Regions from separate parts of the Homo sapiens genome. Here region 2 is linked to region 1. The links are chromatin loops, found by intact Hi-C in ENCODE. Cell type or tissue: heart right ventricle. All regions are shown on one strand. Each heading gives the region's core, and the rest is flanking DNA. Links, peaks and the distances in the headings are about the cores only. Region 1 overlaps LINC03069 (long intergenic non-protein coding RNA 3069). Region 2 has its middle 45 kb from the start of LINC03069.

What was found. Peaks named below come from ENCODE experiments on the same cell type or tissue, not always from the same donor. Only the 100,000 strongest peaks of a DNase experiment are listed, where the experiment ranks them.
Region 2: a loop joins it to region 1, with 2.1 times the contacts of the local background. A loop is called at or near these places in 1 of 110 quality-filtered maps.

Annotation. Positions count from the first base shown.
Region 1 is chr18:56,111,796-56,117,178 of GRCh38, reverse strand. The region is part of intron 3 of LINC03069 (long intergenic non-protein coding RNA 3069); the gene reads left to right. The region is part of intron 3 of LINC01539 (long intergenic non-protein coding RNA 1539); the gene reads left to right. Among named protein-coding and RNA genes, the nearest start is that of LINC01539, 23 kb to the left of the region's middle. In heart right ventricle, for the core only: no CTCF peak of the experiment used is centred there; no DNase peak of the experiment used is centred there; H3K27ac peaks cover 1,667 bases.
Region 2 is chr18:56,233,079-56,238,461 of GRCh38, reverse strand. No RefSeq gene overlaps it. Among named protein-coding and RNA genes, the nearest start is that of LINC03069, 45 kb to the right of the region's middle. In heart right ventricle, for the core only: no CTCF peak of the experiment used is centred there; a DNase peak (open chromatin) is centred at 2,941; H3K27ac peaks cover 924 bases.

The DNA.
Region 1 (5,383 bases), core at 126-5,125:
GCAACAAGAAGAGAAAAGCAAAGGCTCTTTATTGAGAGCGTGCTACAGCAAGGGGGTCATCCACAAGCACCTGAATTTTGGCAGAGACTCGAAGGCAGGCAGGAATGGGAAAGCTTTAGAGTGGAAAACAGGGAAAGCTTCAGGTATGCCCTGATTAGAGCCTGTTGAAATGGAAAAGTTGGAAGCAGCCTAACTAGAAGTGGGGTGTGCTATGTGATTAATTAGAGGTGCATATTTGGCTTCCTCTTATTGGTCCTAAGTTGGAAACAGGGACAAAAAATAGGAAAGCTGCCAGTTATTAAACAAATTCTGGCCACTTGGAGCTGATTGCTACAGAAGTTATTGTATAGCTTCCTAGATTGTCACTAGAGACAGCAGACTGGCTTCCTGCAAGTCTGACTTCTAGCAGGCTGGCTTTCTAGGTTGTTTATAGTAGATAAAAGGTTGGTTTCCTGGAGAGCTTGCTCCAGATTGTGGATCAAAGTTCTAATTTTATATATGGTCTAGCCATTGGTCACTTACGTATTTAGTTTCCCACAACTGAGGTTACGCTTGAAGATGGTATTCAGCAAAGCTGGGACTTGTACAGGAGTAGAGTTAAATTTCTTCTAAATATATTAAGGTAGTTTAACTCCAAAAATTGCCTCTAGGGTAAACCCAGAATGAAATATAATTTTTGTGCACACACATTTCCCATCCCCCACCCCAAATGAGATTCTATCTCCAGGCATAAGTTATGTGTTAAGTCTGGGTGTAAATCTTATTTGAACCTGAAGAGGTCTCTGAAACCTGGTCACTCGATTTGTAAATCCTGGGGCCACCTTGAAGCTGTTAGAAGTCAGCCCAATTTGAGGGCTAGGTTTTAATTTATACGATCAGTTTTTTTTAGCAGTTGTTAGTTACACACTACTGTTCAGAAAAGCATTGCCTTGTAGAATTTTAATTGATTTTCACAAAAATGCATTTGGTTTATCTACATAAATAATTTGCATTTATGAATGTTTGGTTTGCCCTTTTTTAGTCCCTGAAAATCCTAAGGAACAACATATCAAAGCATATGTTCCTAGCCCTATTTCTAGACCTTTGGAAATACCAGGGAAGTCATAAGCACGGAGGGGCAATATGGTAGAGTGCCTTGCAGGCAGGCACATCTGGTAGGACCTGGCTGCAGCACATGTGACTTTAGGTAACTGAAACTCCACGGACCTTGGTTTCTTCATATGGAAACAGGGGGATTAAAAAACCTACTATGATTCCTAGGAAGTTTAAATGAGGTAAAGTTAAAAGTGCAAGCAGAATGTCTGGCACCAAGTTGGCACATAATAAATGTTCCTTCCCTTTTCTTCCGCCCCCTGACTTTTAGAAAATGTAGCTAAAAGAAGGAAGTAATCTCTGTTCCTAAGATCATCTTTGACTCACTCCCCAATATTTTTTAAAAATCCATCCACAAATGGATTTTTTAACCTTTCTCTTCCCTGTTCCTCTTTGCTGTACTTTCCAAAGGGAAGAAGCAAGTTGAGGCAGGCTCATCAGGCCCCCTCCAGTCATAGAGTCTCCTCTAGTGCTTATCCTGGAGCACCTACCAGACCCTACTCTCTTTTCTTTGTGCATCTTTATCCTCTCATACTCACCCTATTCAGCTGTGCACTGATCCCACCGGACAAGCAGAAGTTGGGAGGATGTGGTTTCACCTCTGCTTAAGATCTGCGTTGCTGGCCTGGAGGCATTCTTGTGAGCAAGGAAGCATCACTTTGATAACAGAATGGCTTCAAGCTGGATTTGGTTTCCTGGTTTGACATTCTGGGGTTCCTGCTGCCTCCATCTTTAGGGTAGAAGATGTGCTGAAAGACTGTGCAGCCACCATAACAATCAAGCCATGTCTCATTTCAAGTCAGGGCTGGAGGAGCACAGAGCAGGGAGAATGCACTGGGTTCCTCTTTCAGACAACGTTTCACACATTTTAGATTTAACAATACCCTAAAGGCAATCTACCCAGTGCCTTACTCTCATAATCATCAAACATGTTTGTAAGGGAGGTTTAATCAACATAGCTCTCCTTCATTGGCTGTTAACCCATTAAAGTGTTATTTTAAGAATTAGCCGCCATCAATTTTGAAGAATCACAGAGTGACTAAATATCCCGGTGTCTAGAAAATGGATCTATGCCTAATGACTGGCAAGGAAACCCCTTAGCCCCAGAGTAGAGAAAATACTAGACTACCTCATTTAATACCACTGTCTGTAACCCCCAAGCCCCCATCTCTGACTACCCCACCAGCCTACACATTCAACCACATTTAACTAGGCAGAATAATTTCCTGGCTTGGAATCATTCTCGCATATGCCTGACCAGTGAAAGGAAAATTCTTAGTAATTTTCCGAATTACTGTAAGCAGCCAGCAAGAGGCAGGATAATCACAATTAATATTTGAAGATGTTTTTCCATTTATAGTACTTTTTCTTAAATAACATCTCAACTGACACTTAAAAACAGGTTTGTGGTGACTTTTATATTATTATTCTAATTTTACGATGAGGAAGTTGGGGCTTAGAGAGGAAGAAGTTGTCAGAACTTGAATACAATCCCCTCTGACTCTCAATCCTGCACTTGATTATTTGACACTATAGTCTTCAGTCTTCACAGGGTGCCCTAGCTCAGATGTGTGGGACAAATATTGAGGGTTTTGCTTAAATGGAGTGGAGGGAGCAAACCCAACATGCTCTCTGGGCTAACCAGACTCTGGAACGAGCACCACACAAAATTGTGACATTTATATTTGAAGTATATCTTCCTTCTCTTTTCTGTGCTAATTTACCTCCTACTTGCTTTTTTCTGTCCTTCTTTACCCCCATTGTAGTGCCCAGATAAGTCATTAAAGAGTATAAATGGAAAAAGAAGAGCAGATAGGTTTATCCTCAGTCCCCAAATCCCATCACTTCTATGACCCTCCAGGGCATTTTTATGATTTCTGCATTTGACTGCCTGGTATTTCTGCCCAGAGCACAAAGAGTACAAACCCCATAAAGTGCTGAATATATACACAACCCGAGCAACTTCATGGAGACTATCAGAGCAGAACAAAAGCACAGTGTTTTAGGAGGCATGGCCTTGGAGAATCACCATCTTCAGAAGCATTTACCAGACAGGTGAATGCTAGTACTTGTTGATGGCTGTTTATTTGCTCCAAAACAGCAACAGAGCCTTCATACCAGACCCTCAAAAGAAACATAATCTAGAGAATTTTCACTCCAAGTGAAGAGCAGGTTGTAGAGATGACAATGGTAAACAAGTCAACTGAGTAGGCTTGAGCCAAGAAGATAAAATGCACAGTCCAACTATTCTCTTACTAGAGCACCACCTAACCCAAGTATTCTCCTGGAATTGGGCAGGCTCATTTGGCGTGCTTTTGACATAATCTGCAACTCACAGAATAAAACAGTTGGAGAAAAGGAAAAGAAAGGAGGTACCCAGGACAAGCTGCTTTCTTCACAGTTATGTTAAAGGCCAGTCTCGATAGAAGGAAAACCACAAACCTAGGAAGCAAACACAAAGCAGAGCAGAAATTGGAAACCTTCAACAGGAGAGGCTACTATTCAAAATTAGGATAATGGTGACATTTACTCATTCTAAACTTGGAACTCAGATAAATAAAAAAGGCTGATGAAAGCTACTGATAAAAATGAAGCTGGAGTGCTGGATGCAGGAGTCTGGTTTCCTCTTTGTTTTGGGCGGGGTGTGAACAAACTTTCCCCTACAAAGAAATTTAGAAGAGAATTGGACAAAGGGCTGGGAGCTAGGCAGGAATAAATACAGAAAAGAATAGAGTTGAGGGCTCCTCTTTGTCATAAGCAGGGGAAGCCATGTAATAGAAAGGTCTAGAAAGGAGGCAATCAGATCCCAACAGTGGAAATGGTCTCATTAGAGCTTATATCTCTGGATTGGTGGTGTGGTGATGGTGGTTTAACTATAGCCAGCTTTGAAAGGCAATGACCCAAGACTTTTTGGAAAGCCCCATCTGATGTCCTATTTCCTGATCTTACAGTACATCCTAATATAACCCATATCCTAGGTCTGAGTTATAAAACAACAAAATGAAAAGTCATTTGGCCCATCCATTCATCCATTTTTTCACTGCTCGAGAAGGATTTATTGAGTAAATATTTCATGCCAGATACTGTGCTAGATGCTGGGAACATGGACACAAGGAACAAGTGCTCTCTGCCCATTGAGAAACAGACAGCCATGTATTCAGACAATTATAAAATACTATGATTAATGATAGAAGAAATAGCTAGGCACAATAAGAACAGATAGTAGAGGCATGAGAAAGCCTAGGGAATCTAGAATAGGGTATGATTCTTTTTCCCAAAATAAAAAATATAAGGGGACACATTTCAGGGACATTTAGTACATATTTGATGCAATAAGCTCTTTTTAAAATTAATTTTTTATTGATATATGATAGAGTTACAACAAACTTTACAAATCTTGTGTTCTGCTAAGCTTTTACATGCATACATGTGAGTCATCACCACTCATATCAAGATACAGAATATTCTCACACCCCAGAAGGCACCCTCGTGCTCTTAGTCAATACCCTCTCCCTAGAGGTAACCACTGTTCTGACTTCTGTCACCTTGGGTTAGTTTTGACTGACTTCAACTTCCCAGAAATGAAACTGTACCGTATGTATTCTTTGTGGCTGTCTTTCTCCACTCATCATTAACTCGATGAGATTCATCCAGATTATGTAAATGTCTTTATACTAAAATGAGGTGGCAGTGGAAGTCGTTCCTGGATTTTAGGATTTTTCTCGAGGGGAGTTAATTGGCTGGGAAAGGGGAAACAGATGGTGGAGTGGAACAACATAAAAGTTTAGATTCAATGAGGGAGGGTTTCAGTTTTGCAGAGACCACTTGCTAAGTGTGTATCTTGAGAATATCAGTCTCTGAACTTCAGTTTTCTTCTCTGCAAAATGAAGATAACACCACCACCTACCTCACAGAGCTGTTAATATAATGTATGTAAAAAAGATCAGTTCTAAACTGTAAAGTGCGATACAAATAGATTTTTAACTGTTTTCATTAGTTTATTGTTTCTGCACAAATAGATATGTGAGTGTGTATTTATGAATGGCTAAAGATATGTAAAAGACAATTTTTCTATTATGCCTTAGCATACTCTTAGCAATCAATTGGATTTTATTACTCAAATGCAATTTAATTAACATTCAACAACTGCCTTGTTAAATTTAAAAATTTATTCTAGTTGCATGTGATCTGAAGCTAAAACATGAGTTGGTATTCTAAGTCTTGGGATCTGGTTGTCAAATCAAACAATACTTTGAATTTACCAGACATGTTATAACACCTGTAATAATGC
Region 2 (5,383 bases), core at 103-5,102, 120 kb before region 1:
GATGAGACCCAAATCTAAATGGAAAATTTATGTATGTTTCATATATATTTTATACACAAAGCCTAAAGGTAATTTTATACAATATTTTCAATAATTTTGTGCATGAAAAATAGTTTTGACTGCAACCTGTCATGTGAAGTCAGGTGTGGAATTTTCCACATGTGACATCACATCAGTGCTCAAAAAGTTTCAGGTTTTTGAACATTGTGGATTTCAGATTTTTGGATTAGGGATGCCCTACCTGTGTGTGTCCCGACTAACTCTGAGGCCTGGCAAGCTGTGGTTCCTCCGTCTGACCTCCGACCCCATCATCCTCCAGTCTGCTCATGCTCACTTGGCTCCATCCACACTCACCCTGATGCTTTTTAAGCAGGCCAGGCACAATCGGAAGCTAGAGAGCTGTGACCCAAGTCAGGGAGATGGTTGAAGCTGGCTCATACTGTGGGATCTGAAGAGACCACCTTCTTCCCTGGGGCCTGTCTGTCCAGAGGCCTGAGGTCGATGAATCTTTGGGGGGATTTTTGCAAAAATGCTTGTCTTAGTTTCCTCAAGCTGTAGTACAAACTGCCACAAACTTAGTGTCTTGAAACAATACAAATTGGGCTGGGTGTTGTGGCTTATGCCTGATTCCCAGCACTTTGGGAGGCCAAGGCAGGTGGATCACTTGAGGCCAAGAGTTTGAGACCAGCCTGGCCAACCCCGTCTTTACTGAAAAAACAAAAATTAACCAGGCGTGGTGGCCCATGCCTATGACCCAGCTACTTGGGAGGTGGGAGAAGCAGAATCACTTGAACCTGGGAGGTGGAGGTTGCAGTGAGCCAAGATAGGGCCACTGCACTCCAGCCTGGGTGACAGAGTGAGACTCTGTCTCAAAAAAAAGAAAAAAAAAAAAAAGAAGGAAACAACACAATACAAATTGAATATCTTAAGTTCTGAAGTCTTCCTGGGCTAAAATCAATGCATGGGCAGGGCTCTGTTCCTTTCTGGGGGCCCTTGGGGAGGAATCATTTCCTTGTCCTTCTCATTTGCTGGAGGCTTCCACACTTTTTGGCTCATGGCCCCTTCCTCCTTCTTCAAACCCAGGAATGCAGGACTGAGTCCTCCCCATACTGCTGTTTCTGTGATTCTCTCTCCTGTCTCCCTCTTACACCTTTAAGGATCTCAATGATTACACTGAGTCCACCTGCATAATCCAGGTTGCTCTCTCTATTTTAAGGTCAGACGATTAGCAACCTTAATCCATCTGCCACCTTAATTCCCACTTGGCATATAACCTAACCTAGTTATAGCATCCTGGGATTAAGACACGGTCTGCCTGGCGGAGTGACTCATGCCTGTAATCCCAGCACTTTGGGAGGGGGAGGTGGGTGGATAATTGAGGTCAGGAGTTCAAGACCAGCTTAGCCAATATGGTGAGAACCTGTCTCTACTAAAAATACAAAAATTAGCCAGGTGTGGTGGCGGACACCGGTAATCCCAGCTACTCAGGAGGCTGAGGCAGGAGAATCATTTGAACCCGGGAGATGGAGGTTACAGTGAGCCGAGATCACACCATGGCACTCCAGCCTGGGTGACAGAGAGAGACTCTGTCTTTAAAAAAAAAAAAAAAAAAAAAAAAAAAAAAAAAAAAAAAGACATGCTTATCTCTAAAGAGGGGGATATTATCTTGTTTATCACAATAATAATATCTAATTTCCACTTTTTCTTAGGCTCAGTCAACTCTCTAATATTCTTCCAATACCTTATTTTTATTTTCTCTGTTTATGTGAACCTTTTAGTGTTGGTTACTTCTGCCTGGATCATTTCCCCCAAGATATGGCAGGTCCCTCTTGCTCTCCTTGTGTTTGTTAAAGTGTCACTCTTTCAATGAGATCTTCAGACCTATTCTTGCCACACTCCAGGATTCCTGAACCTCTTTAATCAATTATTTTCTAGCTCTTGTCACCTTCTACCTTACTACATAATATGTCATACTTATTTATTATATTTATTTTCAGTCTTCAGCCACTTGAACAGTATGCCTTGGACATAACACTTAATAGATAATTTGGTACTTAATAGATAATTTGATGAATGACTGAAAAGTGTTGCTGTTAAGATAAAATGCAATGAACAGCAACGATTTGTGCCCAACACTTAAGACATTGCCTGGCACATAGGAAGTGCTCATGCAATGTTCACTCTTATTTCTAATTCCTGACTATCTCTGACTTCTAGACTTCTTCATGCCCAATCCTTCAGTCCAAATTTGAGGATAGCACAAATGTTGCTAACAAGCCCCAGGAAACTTAACTTTAAGTGTTTCTTTGGCTAGAAAGTAAACTTTAATTCTTTGAAAGCCATAAAAATCTTTCTAAAAAGGCAGAATTACCATATTGGCCTTGTCTTTCTGGAACTGTTTGGAATGAATGAACAAATCATGCGTTTATGCACCAGAAGTTCGGTTTGCTTTTCCTTTAGAGCAACGGCTCTCTGCTCCTGAATGTGAGAGGCCCCATCAGCCGCCTCAAGATTCCAGGCAACTGCAGCAGCTGTCACAAAGCATCGTGTGGCATTGAGGAATGTGGTCAGAAAGCCGCTAAATGAAAAAAGGGTCTCAGGAAGGCAAGAAGAAGGGAACAGCCCTTAAGTACCATGTGAGGAATGGGGCTTTTTCAAATCAACCCCTCTAAAAGAACCACTTCCCTGAATCTGTTGAAAGTGTAAAGTTTTCACCCTGCAAATCGGAGAAGTTCAAGTTTATACTCTAGGTAAAGAAGGTTTCCTTAAAGCAGGCCAGCAGCTGCAGCTCTCAGAAGAAAAAGAGGAAGACAATACATTTTCTTGCTTTGGTTCTGCGGTGGCAGGTGCACACCAAGGGGCATGGCCTCCAGAAGGAACAGGGGCTTGGCTGGAGAACTGTCAATTAATCATCCAGGAGAATGCCCCTGACAGCAGGGAGAAAACTCCCATTCATTTCCTCGGGATTGTGCTGCGGCCACTAAATGCAATGTTTCTACAAATAAGAATTCATCTGCTCCTGGCTCCAGGGGTCATTTGTTTGCTCCTGTGTGTTGCGGAGCAAGACCTGCTCTGCATCCACACAGGCCTGTGCTGCATCCTCGAACACAGTTGGTGCGTTCCCATCTAGTTTTCCTCTTACTGTGCCCCATTTTGAATGTACACCCTCCTCACATCTCGGCCTCATGTAAATTCTACGCATCTTTTACAACCCCACCAAGTTCCACTTCCTCCTCCAGCCACATCTTTTGATTTCTTCCCCTTTACCCTATTTTGTAAGTCAAGTGATCATGTATTATACGTATAATGATAAGTAGTAAAAACCTGGCATTAAAAATGCCCCACTTTCCCATCTACTATCTGTACCACCTTGAGGAAGTAGTCACTTCACCTCTTTGAGCCTCTGCTTCCTTATCTTTAAGATGGGGATTCCATCTAATTCAGAGTGGCTATGAGGATTGGAAGAGATAACCTACGAAAATTCTCCCAGGTCACTTTGGCCATCATAATTGCAAAGTAAATAGTAGTTGAATCTGAAACTCCTGTCCTCGGGATGGTTCAGACGCTAAACTAGAGTCTGGCATTTTAAAATCATTTCTGTGAGGGCGGGCAGGGGGCCGGGGGGGTGGTTACACAAGCCCCCTGGGATGCAAGCTCTGTAGAGCAAAGCCCTTGTCAGAATGGGCTTGAGTAGAATGGGCTCCTCATTAGCACTAATTGAATACTCCACCCCATGGTTTTAATTACTTTTTTCTTCTAGATTTACATTTTGTCTCCCAACTATATTATACTCTTCTTGGGGTCAGGAGGATGGCTTTTACAGAATTTATGTCCCACACAAGGTCTCTACTCCATTAAGTGCTCAATAAATGTCCTGGCTCATGGAAAACATTGCTATGGGTAGCACACTGTGAGGTGTACTTCCTTCCCTGGACTGCTTATTGTTCACCATTCACAACATCTGGTTTATATGTATGTTTGGCAATTAATTGCTAAGTGCCCTCTACCATTTAAAACCCAAGCAGAGAGAAATTGTGCTTATAAGAAAAGAAAAAGTAGAAAGAAAAGTTATACTTTTCATGTTTATAAAAATATGAATTCTGGCATTGATTTCTTTACCACACTGGAGTAAATTGGTCCTTTAATTGTTCAAGATTTCCACATCAATAAATAACTGTATTTATAAAAACTCTTCCCTTATATAAGGTGATGTCAGGTATGCTGATGCAATCAAGAAATGCTCTCTCTGTATGAACTCTCAATGTGGTGGCCTTGGAAAATCAGTTCAATTTGGTATTCTCATATAGGGTAGAGACAACGAGGACTGCTTAGTTGGATTTTCATGGTTGACTTTAGATATTTACCTCAATTACTGGAAATAATCACTTAAAGACTTCTAATTGAGCCTTTCTCTTGCCCTCTGACCTCTTCACAAGGTATATTATATGGATTAGAATTAACATTATTTAAGGTTTTAATGATAAATCTCAGTCTTCAGTGAATGGTCCTATAAATCTGTTTTCTCAGCCGTGGCTACCCATTAGAATAACTTGGAATTAAAAAAAAAAGAAAAAAAAAAAAAACCAGTACTCTGGCTCTATCCCAGACCAAATGAATCAGAATCTCTGGCAATGATATTTTCCTGAAACTCCCTGGGTGCTTCTCCTACGCAGCCAGGGCTGAGACTCACTGCTGAATCATGGAGAAAATGTTACAGAAATAGCTGCCAAGGTCTTTCTTCATTTCTTCATTATCAATAAGCCTCTATAGGATAGACAATGTTTGAATATAGTAGTAGTTCAATTGTAGATGTTGATATTTTAATTATTGGCTACTGGCTAATCTGACTGAGTTCTATAAGTAAACATGGAAATTTAACTTCTCCTGGGTCAGAAAAAGAGTTCACTTATTCTGCCTATGTGCTCTGTTTGTAGCATCAAAGACTGTTTTGGGAAGAACATTTTAATTACTCTCCTTGAAGGATCCCTGAAAGATCCTAAATATGTTAAAAAAAAATCTAATTTTCCTTAAACAACTCCTTTCTACTTTTTTCTTCTTTTTAAGAATTATTTGGTAGTTCTTAAACATTTTCTTTTCATAAATTTAAAATTCTGTTGTTTAATTTCATAAAAAATCTTAGAGTTTTAGTGCAAATGTGTTGCACTTGTAGATTAAATTGGGGTAAGAATTAAAATACTTATATAATTTATAAACACAATAAAATAAGTTATTTTTGCATTTAATAGACATTTGGATTCACTCACATGCTTTACTGTTCTCTTCGCTCACTATTTTTTCTCCTTATGTGTTTATTTTTCTTGCTGTTGTAGAATATCCTCAAGTAGTTCTTTCAATTAAGGTAGGATATAGCCTTTGTATGTAT